Regions from separate parts of the Mus musculus genome. Here region 1 is linked to region 2. The links are chromatin loops, found by intact Hi-C in ENCODE. Cell type or tissue: heart. All regions are shown on one strand.

Region 1 (5,000 bases), 97 kb after region 2:
GCTTGTGAAAGGAACGGCACCTCGGCATCACAGTGTGGGACGGAGTACAGTGGTCACGTGTGTGATCCCTGTGTCGAGGAGCAAATAAGACAAAAAGCAAATAAGACAAGCGCATGGGGGTGGGGCTGCATGACCCTTTGTGTGATTACCTCGCCAGGATGACGCAGGCGCATGCGCAGGCTTGCTGCTACAGTTAGGATCCGGACTTCAGGTTTACCATAAGGGTATGGTCAAGGAGATCCCAGGAGAAGGCCTGGGGAGGCTCCAAAGCTTCTCCCCATAGAACTAGCACACATCATTGCCCTGACACACTGGTGTGTTCAGTGACACTGGGGGTGACAATTAAGGGGCTCACAAGTTTTGCCGGGTCTCACTAGTTAGCACAATTGAAGTCATTGGTGATATGAAAATTCAGTCTCCTGACAGTGTGTCTCCTAAGGGTGGGAGGGGGCTGTTAGCATTTGCCTTGAAGCCCACCCTCTAACCACAGCCCATTCTCCCAATATGACGGCCTCCTATCTGAGTCCCCTTCTTAGTGTGAAGGGTCACCCAAAACAAGAAAGTCACTTATGTCACCCTGGAAAAACCAACGCTTAGTAGACTGTGTTCTAGGAAACTGAGGGGAAACCAGCTCTGTCTGGTATAATAACACAATGGTCAGATTTGCGCAAAGTTTCCTAGCACGATATACTTCTCATTTAGTCTTCAAGACGATCAACCATGCGTGCATGGCAATCTCATGGCAAAACCAAGGCACAGGAAGAGTCTCTCATGACTTCACAACAGCAGGGATTTGAATTCGTACCTGTGACCTGTGTTTCCATGTCTCTCTAGAACTGACTGTCAAAGGGAGACACACCAGGATATTGGTCGTGTTTGCTATGAAAGAACACTATAGGTAGAACTTAAGGACCTGGTGCTTCTTAGTGGCCTGGAGAAGACCCTGGGTTCTGTCCTGGGAGGAATTCCATCTTGGGCTAGGGTATAGCTGCGGCAGAGTGCTTCCGTGGCCAAGTGGAGAAAAGCCAGTGGCAAACAAATCGGTACTCAGAGTCAGAAGATCAGTAGTTGAATGGTGTTAAGAAGAAAGGGGAGGGGAGGGGAGGGGAGGGGAGGGGAGGAAAGGGGAGGGGAGGGGAGGGCCCTCATGGATCTCAGGGAGAGGTTACCAACCCTTCACAGGTTTCATCCAAGGAATAAAGGAGATAATTTATTTGCAGAGAGAAGCGAACCCATTTAAACACGCTTCCCCCTCTTTCCCACCGAGTCTGCTTTGGTCTTTGGGACTTGGGGCGCACCTCTTCTCCATTACTTCCTCTTGTCTTACGTGATACCCTCAAGCCTCTGATGGCTTTGTGTTTTATATATATATTGTTTTGTTCTTTTGGTTCAGTTACTTTTATACTGTTTACATGGGCCATTACTTTAGCTTCAGGAAACACTAGCTTTACAACGGATTTATTAAGTACCTAACTGTGCGTGCCGCAGCACTTGAAACCTAGCCAAGGGAGCCAGGCCCTCAGCGAGCCAGGGTGGTTGGGAGTGAGAAAGGCCAGATCAGGCAGGGTCTGAAAAAACAAAAACAAAAACAAAAACAAAAAACAAAAAACAAAAAACTGAGTTCTTCCTCCAACTGCCTTCTAACATCAGAAGGGACACCGACATCTTGGAATCTCAGAGAAGTGAGTTGTGAAATATCCCAGTTTCCCAAATTCACGAACTGCTCATGAGGTTTATGAGAAATGGTGTGGAGAAGATTTTAGTGCCAGCAATATGGATGGAGGGAATAATTATGCACATGGGAGAAACAGGGAGTTCCTTGCATGAGACCTAGCAATGTCACGGAGCCCTGCCTGGTAGGAGTGGCTGCAGCTACCAGCGTTGGGACCATCTTGAACCCAGCTTGCACTCCTAGTTGTCTTTGCTTCCTTTCCCATTAAAAGTAAGGAGTGCCTGCCTCAGCAGTTTGCCACAGGATGGCGAGAGATTAACCTGTGTGCTCAGACTGACGCCCAGGAAGCCAACATCACACACACACACACACACACACACACACACACACACACACACCCCGGTACTCACCTGAGCTTTGGCTGCAGGACCTCCCACACTCAGAAAGAGGGAACCGCTAACATCATGATTTCTGGAGATTTCTGATCTCTTCCATCAGCACCACTGAGACTAACCAGAGTTTTTACAAGAAGCAAAGGACATTTGGATTCAGGGCAGCAGGGGAAAAAAAAAAAGTTTTTCAAAGCAAGTACCCTCGGGATAGAAAAAAAGATTCCAGTCTCAGTTCTCTTCCTGACAGCCCCAGTCAAGGAAGGAGGAGGGAGAGGAGGGAGGAGACAGAGAAAGATCAAGGGCCCCAGGGCAGGAACAGGAGGCGGGGCCACAGGGGATGGAAAGACAGGAAACAAAGGCCCAACAGAGTTCACTGGCTTTCTGACCGAATTCCCAATTCTCTAATCCCCAGCAATGATTTGTTTGAACAAAGTGATGCTCACAAGTCAAGTCCACCCCATAGGATCAGGCTTCAGGAAAAAGGACACATCTGGGGGAACCTGAGGCAAAGGCAAGGGCCTGCTTAGTCTCCTATTCTGCGAGATACACCCTAGAAACAGAAATAATACAGAATTAACTGTTCATACTTAGTCTGCAGTGTTGTAAACCTTCCTCCTTGGCCCTGAATGCTCCAGGTACGCAGTTTGCATTTGGAATCCCTGGTAGTATTTGGAGGTGGCAAAACTTGGTTTTTTTGTTTGTTTGTTTGTTTTGTTTTGTTTTGTTTTGTTTTGTTTTAATATGGGTATTTATTTTTTTAATTGGGTAATTTCTTTATTTACATTCCAAATGTTATCCCCTTTCCTGGCTGCCCCTCCGAAAAACCCCTCCCCCTCCCCCTCCTCCTGTCCACCAACGCATCCACTCCAGTTTCCTGTCCCTAGCAATTCCCTACACTGGGACATCAAGCCTTCACAGGACCAAGGGACTCTCCTCCCACTGATGACCAACTAGGCCATCCTCTGCTGCATATGCAGCTGGAGCTATGAGTCCCACCATGTGTGCTCTTTGGTTGGTGGTTTAGTTTCTGGGAGCTCTGGGGGTACTGGTTAGTTCATATTGTTGTCCCTCCCATGGGGCTGCAGACCCCTTCAGCTTCTTAGGTCCTTTCTCTAGCTCCTCGAGGTGGCAAAACTTTAAGGGGACATCTTTGAATTCTTAGCTAATCTTCCTTCTTTCCCTGTTTATCTCACATCCCAGCCTTGAGGGAAGCAGCTTTGTGTCACCACATCTTCCCTGACAGTGTGTGCTGCCCTATACAAGGCCACCAGAGCCTGGGCTAAAGCCTCTATGACTGTGTGGGCCAAAGCTTCTATAGCTGCAAGCCAGAATAAATTCTTTCTTCTTGTAAGTAAACTGTCTCAGGTGTTTTGTTATAGTAACAGAAATCGGACTAACCCCACCAGGCCAACCCATGTTTCACAGAGCTCTCTAGTGTGGGGTCACCTTGGCTTCAACTCTCATAGCTCCTTAGGCTTTAACATCGTTTTTAAATATTTTTTGTTGCCTTGTCCTCCCTGCTCACTTTTCTCGAGTATCATGAGGCACAAATCAACCAAGCATTAACGGAGACATGCATTTCCGTTTCGGTAAAAAACATTTTACAAATCCAATCTTAAACTCTTCCCCTTTTAAAGCTTGCTTCAGTGACTTCAACGTGCAGGGAAGGATAAGGCAAATCAGATGCAGTGTGGCAGACGCTAAGGAGCTATTTGATGTAGACACAAACTCAACGGGTGCCTTCTGAAGGCTCGACCAGAGATTGCCAGTGATGGTAGGTAGCTCCTAGCGAACAGCGCCACCCGGTCCCAGGAGCCATCCCAACTGTGAGCCAGTGTTAGAGCATCAATCCCTTTCTTCGATCATATTAGCAATACTCATTTCTCCAGAAGCCACTAATCAGTAAGAAGCTACAGTGACATACCAACCAATGCAAGTTGATCTGAGGGTCACAGACGCCAAGGGTCGCCTGTCTAGGAAGGGTGCTTGCCAGGTTTAACCGATCAGTCAGAATTTATTTAGAGCAACGTGTCGACTGATCGTGGACGGGTTGCACTAGTGTGGATCACTGAAGCACAAAGATACCCACCACACTTAAACAGAAAGCCACCAGCAGCTAGACGCTGGCCTTCACCCTGTCCTGATGCTAACCTGGAGCACCACTTTGCACAGCCGAGGTCTTTCCCTTCCCTCCATCCTCCCTCTCTTTTTCTCCCCCTCTTCCTGTGACTCTCCGGCTGAAGGATGCATGTACTGACACGCTGTCTCTCTGGCTGAAGCGTGTGTGCGCTCACACGCTAACAACCATCCCTCTGAGGGGACACACTCTCTGACATGCTCACTACAAAACACTCAGTGACTTTGCTTGTCTGAAAAGCTCTGCTCCCACCACACAGGAGGTCTTCGGTCCTAACAGAACAGAACGCTGAAGTGGCAGTTGTTCCCGTTCTTTATCTTCTGGCTCACTGGCCCAGATCTGTACACTTAGCACTTCACGGAGTGACTCTCCTTAGAGCCCTGGACCACTCTGAGCTCACGCTGGGTAGCAGGAGGGAGTGGCCTCTGGGCAGTGGATTTCCTGATGCCAGAAAGATGTCCTCTCATTCATCAGGGACACTGCCTTGGGGCTTGCTTCCTACTCTCACCTCAAAGACCAGAATCCAGAGAAGTATCAGTCCCTACTTTTGAGTTATATCCATTCAGGTCACCATTACCTGATCAGAATCCTCCCATGGATTCTATCCCAGAAGCAACTAAGAGAGTCCCAGGGTTCCTAGGACAGGAGTCACCAGCATGTGTGTGTGTGTGTGCATGTGGGGACGGGGGTAGTAAATTGTCAGTGTCTGGCCGGGTGTCTTAGATGCTGGCTGAGTCAAAGAGAATTCTGACAAAGAGAAATTGCTCCAAGAAAACATTTTCAATACCAGACGGACAGA
Region 2 (5,000 bases):
TCCCCTGATTTCCTCACCTCTCAAGTGACCTTGCCCTCTCTCTCAAAGCTTGGCAGCGAGGCAGAGAGGTGCCGAGAGAATGATGCAACGTAGGTGGCACCCTTCCCTCCAAGAGCCTAATGTACCCTGGAGGGAACGGTTGAGCGTGGGCAGCGGTAGCTTGTGGTGATCAGAACAAAGCAGGCCGTGTGGCCAGCCCTCCTATTGTCCTCCCTCCCTTTGCCACGGAAGTTCTGTCAGAGACCTGGGAAGACCCTGCCCCTCGGTTCTGCTTCCTCCAGTGTCTTGACTCACAGCAGAAGACAGTCCTGTGAGCTGAGCCACGGCTTCCTTCTGCCCGGTCTCCCTCTGAGTGAACACAGAGGCCACCGCTCCCTCCTGGAGGCCATCTTGGAGCAGGGGCTCTCTACTTGTACTGTTTTGTTTGAGACACTTTCCAACCGACTTGTTGTTTTTTTTTCTCTTCTTTCTCTGTCTGTCTGTCCAGAACCAAACTGTCTTACTAACTGCCCCCTGGGGACTCTAGCCCTGCCTGCCTCACACTGTAAGTGCTTCTTCCCCACCTCCACCCGTCCACAGAGCTGTGTGTGTAGCTGATGTACTCGTGGTTGGCATTCGGCATCCATCCTCATCTGTGGACGTCCACTCTCACCCCCAAGGGACAGACGCTGAGCTCAGACATCCCATTTTGCCCACCTCCAGGGTGGACTACTTAGGATCTAGATTCTGCTAAAGTTTCTCCTCCCCTGCAGTTCAACAGAGAAGCACTGGCCAGGAGGGACCATCTTGGGTCTTGCCTATGGGAGTCTTTGGCTTTACCCACCACTGCTCACTCGCATTTTGGTGATGCCGTGGGCTGGGGTATGGCCTGCATAATGTGCTGAGCCTTCTCTTTCTCTTGTTTTTTCAAACAAACATGAATCAAGAGTAAACCCCCAAGTCTCTTGTCCTTCCAAGTCAGTCCATTGATGAAAAAGTAAGTTCTTGGTAAATACAAACCGAATGAATAGGACCAGACATCCCTGTTCCCGAGTGAGACCTATAAGAATGTATGCATTTTGGGAAGAGTCAAGGATGCAGTCACCTCCCGGACTACCTGAAGTTAATAACAAAAGTAGAGCTCGTGCTAATTAATGGAGGTGGTGCACACCTTTATCTAAGCACTAGAGAGCCAGAGGCGGTAGATATCTAAGTGTGAGGCCAGCCTACTCTACATAACAATGTCTTGGGAGGTGGGGGGGGCTAGCTACCATTAGATAAAAAGTGTGTCCCCATAGCAGGGAGTCAGGGGAGACCATTCCCGCAAAGCCACCTTACTTACTGGTTTCTGGTTGACAGCATTGCTTGTTTCTGTGTGCTGTTCTTATAAGGAAAATGTTCCTTTCCTGGACAGCATGGTTCCGTGATTTTTCATGCAAAAACCGATGCTAGTGAGGAAGGTGTGGTGGTCTCTGAGAACAGCTTGTTCCTGTTCGCCCTCAGTGGGAAGAGGAGCTGGCTAGCCCTGAAGCTGCACCAACATGCAGCCTAGGGGCACAAGTTCCCTCTGACAGTAGTGGGTGCGGGGACACGGATTCCGCAGACCAGACTGTCCCGAACCCTCCTCCCGGCACTATGAGATGATGTAATGAGATGGATACAGCAGCATCCTGACTTCGAGTGTGTCCATGTGGTAGCTATAGGCGCATCCTGGCTGTCAGGGTACCATCAGCATACATGAATGGTCTAGAGAGGGCTCTTCCTAGGTCAGGTAAGCTGCCTGCCCAAACCAGGCATTTGATGGAATGACCTCAGTGTTAATATTTCCTTTTTTGCTGACCCCTCAGGAATAAGGGAAAGACTCTGCCCCTTTACTCCATTGGCGTGTCCCTGGCTGCCCTCGGGTCATGCCATCCTCCCTGACCATCTCCGAGCATCGTCTGCCACGTTTTATCTTCCCCCAAGAACCACCACCCATCCCCCGGACAGAGCCTCTGCTCCTCCACCCCCACTGTTCCCAGCCTTATCATCTGGGGTCTTTCATTGTTAGTCATGTCTAACTCTGGTAGTTCGCCTCTTGACTTCTTGTGGAACCTTATCAACGACATCATCCATGATCCACACTGCATGTGACCCAGCTTTCCACAATCCCTGATCCCCGACATGCAGGTGAAGAACACATAACCCTACATTCCTTTTAAACAGGCAAGCAGCCACAGATGGCCCGATGTTGTGTGTCACGTGATCAGCCCTTAGCTCATCACAGTGACTGAAAGACAAGCGTGGCATAGCTCTAGTCATAAGATCACCACCACGGTGAGGAGTCATTAAAGAGATCTAGACCTCAATTAAAATTTCTGAATTCAACGGGTTTTCTTCCACAACTTGTGGGAGTTTGTTTAGCCTGCCGACAATCAGCTTGGAATAAACAGAGTTCTGTTTGAATTCCTTTGCTACTACGGCTGGATGTAACCCTAGGTCACTGTGGATGTAACCCTAGGTCACTGTGGACCTCAGTAGCCTGAGATCCCTTGAGACCAGCTCAGTAGCTCAAAGGATCCTTCAAGAGGCTCAAGGGTGAGCCGGGGACAAGGTGTCCCCAGTTGTTACTTCTGTGTTCCAGCCCAGTTCTGGAGATGCCCTACAAAGCAGCCCCGTGTCACCGTGTTGCTGTGTTCTGTCACCTCGTTAACAGGTCACATCACTAATCATTCATGTGGAGTGTTTAACCTATCATTTTAAGTTACTCCATGCATGCTGTAAATCATTCATTCAGATGCTGAAGCTGCCTGGTTTGTTTCATTTGACTTCAGTGTGTTTGGAGTATGTTGGGACTGTGGCCCACATGACACTGCAGATCTGAGTAACACTGTCTCCCTCTCTCGGCTCTGAAGGAACTGCCTTGTTCTGCGCTCGCGCCCTCCCTAGAGCCCTGCTTTTCCAGGCCAGAGAGACCAGCAAACCGCCGCCTTCCATCCCGTTGGGCCCCACCTTCCCCCACTGCCTCACAGTCACAGTCACCCGGACACCCGATGTCCATGGAGGAACACGGTGAGGAGGACCCACCAGAGGAGAAGCCACACCTGTGACAGGATGCAAGCTTGCGTGGATGATCGCCGGAATAGTTCACTGTAATTTGCATAACCAGACCATCACCGCCATCAGCCAACCTCCATCCCAAAGGAAAGATGTAGATCCTTTCTCAAGGTCGAAGGATGCTTTTAAAAACACACGGCTACTGAATGTTCAACCTGGTAAACTGAGATGTTTCGGGAATGAAACAGTAAACGTGCCTGTAATCATTTTTTCATAGCTCAGAAAACTATTTTTGTCTCCCATCTTTTTTACACATGATATATTAAACAAAAAAGGTAAATAAGGTATAAATAGATTTAAAGAGTTTTAAAATGTACATTTGAAGAGATTCCGAGCACCCTTGTTCTCAGTTCTGCCTGCCTGTTGAATTTGCACTGTTCCGTTCTGGTTGGGTTTCTCCATGTTGAGTTCGGAGTGTTCTAAGTTAAATTTTATTTTGTCCAGTCTTAATTTTTCAGGAGTCTTTCTTAACGCTTTAGACTGTCTTAACTCAGTGAACTTTTTGTAATGATAAGGCCGTGAGGCCAGAAGACGAGAGTGTCTGTCATCTGAAAGGATGCAGGCCAACCTTGCTGAAAAGGTACGGAGCCCTTCAGATAGACTTAAGACTCTGCGTGACCCATCTGCCCAGCCTGACCGCACGTCCTCGGGCACCTGTACATACACTGCTCTGTCCCTGCCCTCACCTGCGTGTGTGTCAGTCTGGTCTACTGTAACTTGTTGTGAAGTTCCTTGTACCGTGTGTACTGTTGCTGTTGGTCTCTTGTACCAGTAAGACAATGGCTCCATTTTTTTTAATTATTGTTAAAACATTAACTGATGGTGTACAAATCTCACTTGACATTTTTCTTGTTTAAGGAAAAGCACCATAAAAAAAAAAATAAGGAGGCCAAACCGAGACAGACAAAGGTGCCTCAGGTCTGCCTGAGACCACGGTGACATGGAAATAAAGTCCTTACAAGAAAGCAACAGGGTCTTGGTGTCACCGTTTATTGCTGGCTCCTTCTTCTCCCTTGTCTTCTTCAGCTCTAAATGGAAAGTGTCTCTGGGTTTTCCTGTAGCGGACAGAGTGCAGGGGACTTAAAGGAAGAGCTGCACACACTAGGAAAGAGGGACACAGCAGCGCTAGGCATCACTCTGTCTCCGTGCAGATTTTGCAGCCCAGCGTGTTGGTGTTGTAGGTTGGGGTTCCAAAGAGACTGTGGGGGAGCACAGAACTGTTTTTGAAGGACCAGAGTTTCTGGCTTTCAAGTTTCATTAACCCAACCGTTCCCTTCTTTTTCAGATGAGGTAATAAGGCCTCTTCCCAGGATTGTGTAGTTCCTCCTTAAATGGCCTCAGGACAAGTGTTAGTGAGGAGATGAGCAGTTGCAGTCTTGATGTCATATTGGTAGAGACATTAAGCCGTGCAGCCACTGTGGAAGACACCCTAACATTCCTTTATCCAACCAACAGTTACTATGTAGTCATCTATTCCCAACTTGGATACACGGAGCTTCTGAGTTGAAATAAGACTCATATAGATACTTTTCACAGCAGTGTTACATAGAAAAATCAAAAATAGAAACAGCATACATGGCCACCCACAAAGGAGTGGAGAAACAAAATGTGTACACACTGTAGAATATTAGCTAGCAGTAAGGAAACAGGATGTGTGGTACTCTCTTCAATGTGGGAGAACCTTGAAGACCTAGTAGATGAGCTATATCAGTCATAAAAAGCTATGATTTCCACTCCTGTGACATTTACTAACCCAGTCATTTGTAGAGACAAATTGAAGTAGTGGTGACCAGGAGTTGAAGGCAAGAGACAAGGGAGTTGGCATGAGATGGTAGCACAGCTTCAGTTTATCATGAAGCAAAGATCCCGGAAGTAAAAGTCATGGCTGTCCCGCATCAAGAGACACTTGATGCCACCGAATTAAC

Evidence for each region. Hi-C counts contacts between places; a loop is a spot of excess contacts. Peaks named below come from ENCODE experiments on the same cell type or tissue, not always from the same donor. Only the 100,000 strongest peaks of a DNase experiment are listed, where the experiment ranks them.
Region 1: it touches region 2 in a loop (2.3-fold over the local background); 6 of 42 quality-filtered maps call a loop at or near these places.

What each region holds. Positions count from the first base shown.
Region 1 is chr17:66,239,464-66,244,463 of GRCm38, reverse strand. No RefSeq gene overlaps it. Among named protein-coding and RNA genes, the nearest start is that of Gm20742, 50 kb to the right of the region's middle. In heart, no CTCF peak of the experiment used is centred here; a DNase peak (open chromatin) is centred at 2,383; H3K4me3 peaks cover 295 bases; H3K27ac peaks cover 856 bases.
Region 2 is chr17:66,336,028-66,341,027 of GRCm38, reverse strand. Mtcl1 (microtubule crosslinking factor 1) reads left to right here. Exons shown (of 14, transcript NM_172963.4): 14 at 2,874-4,046. The coding sequence ends at 3,068. Among named protein-coding and RNA genes, the nearest start is that of Mtcl1, 110 kb to the left of the region's middle. In heart, a CTCF peak has its summit at 2,869; a DNase peak (open chromatin) is centred at 2,941; H3K27ac peaks cover 332 bases.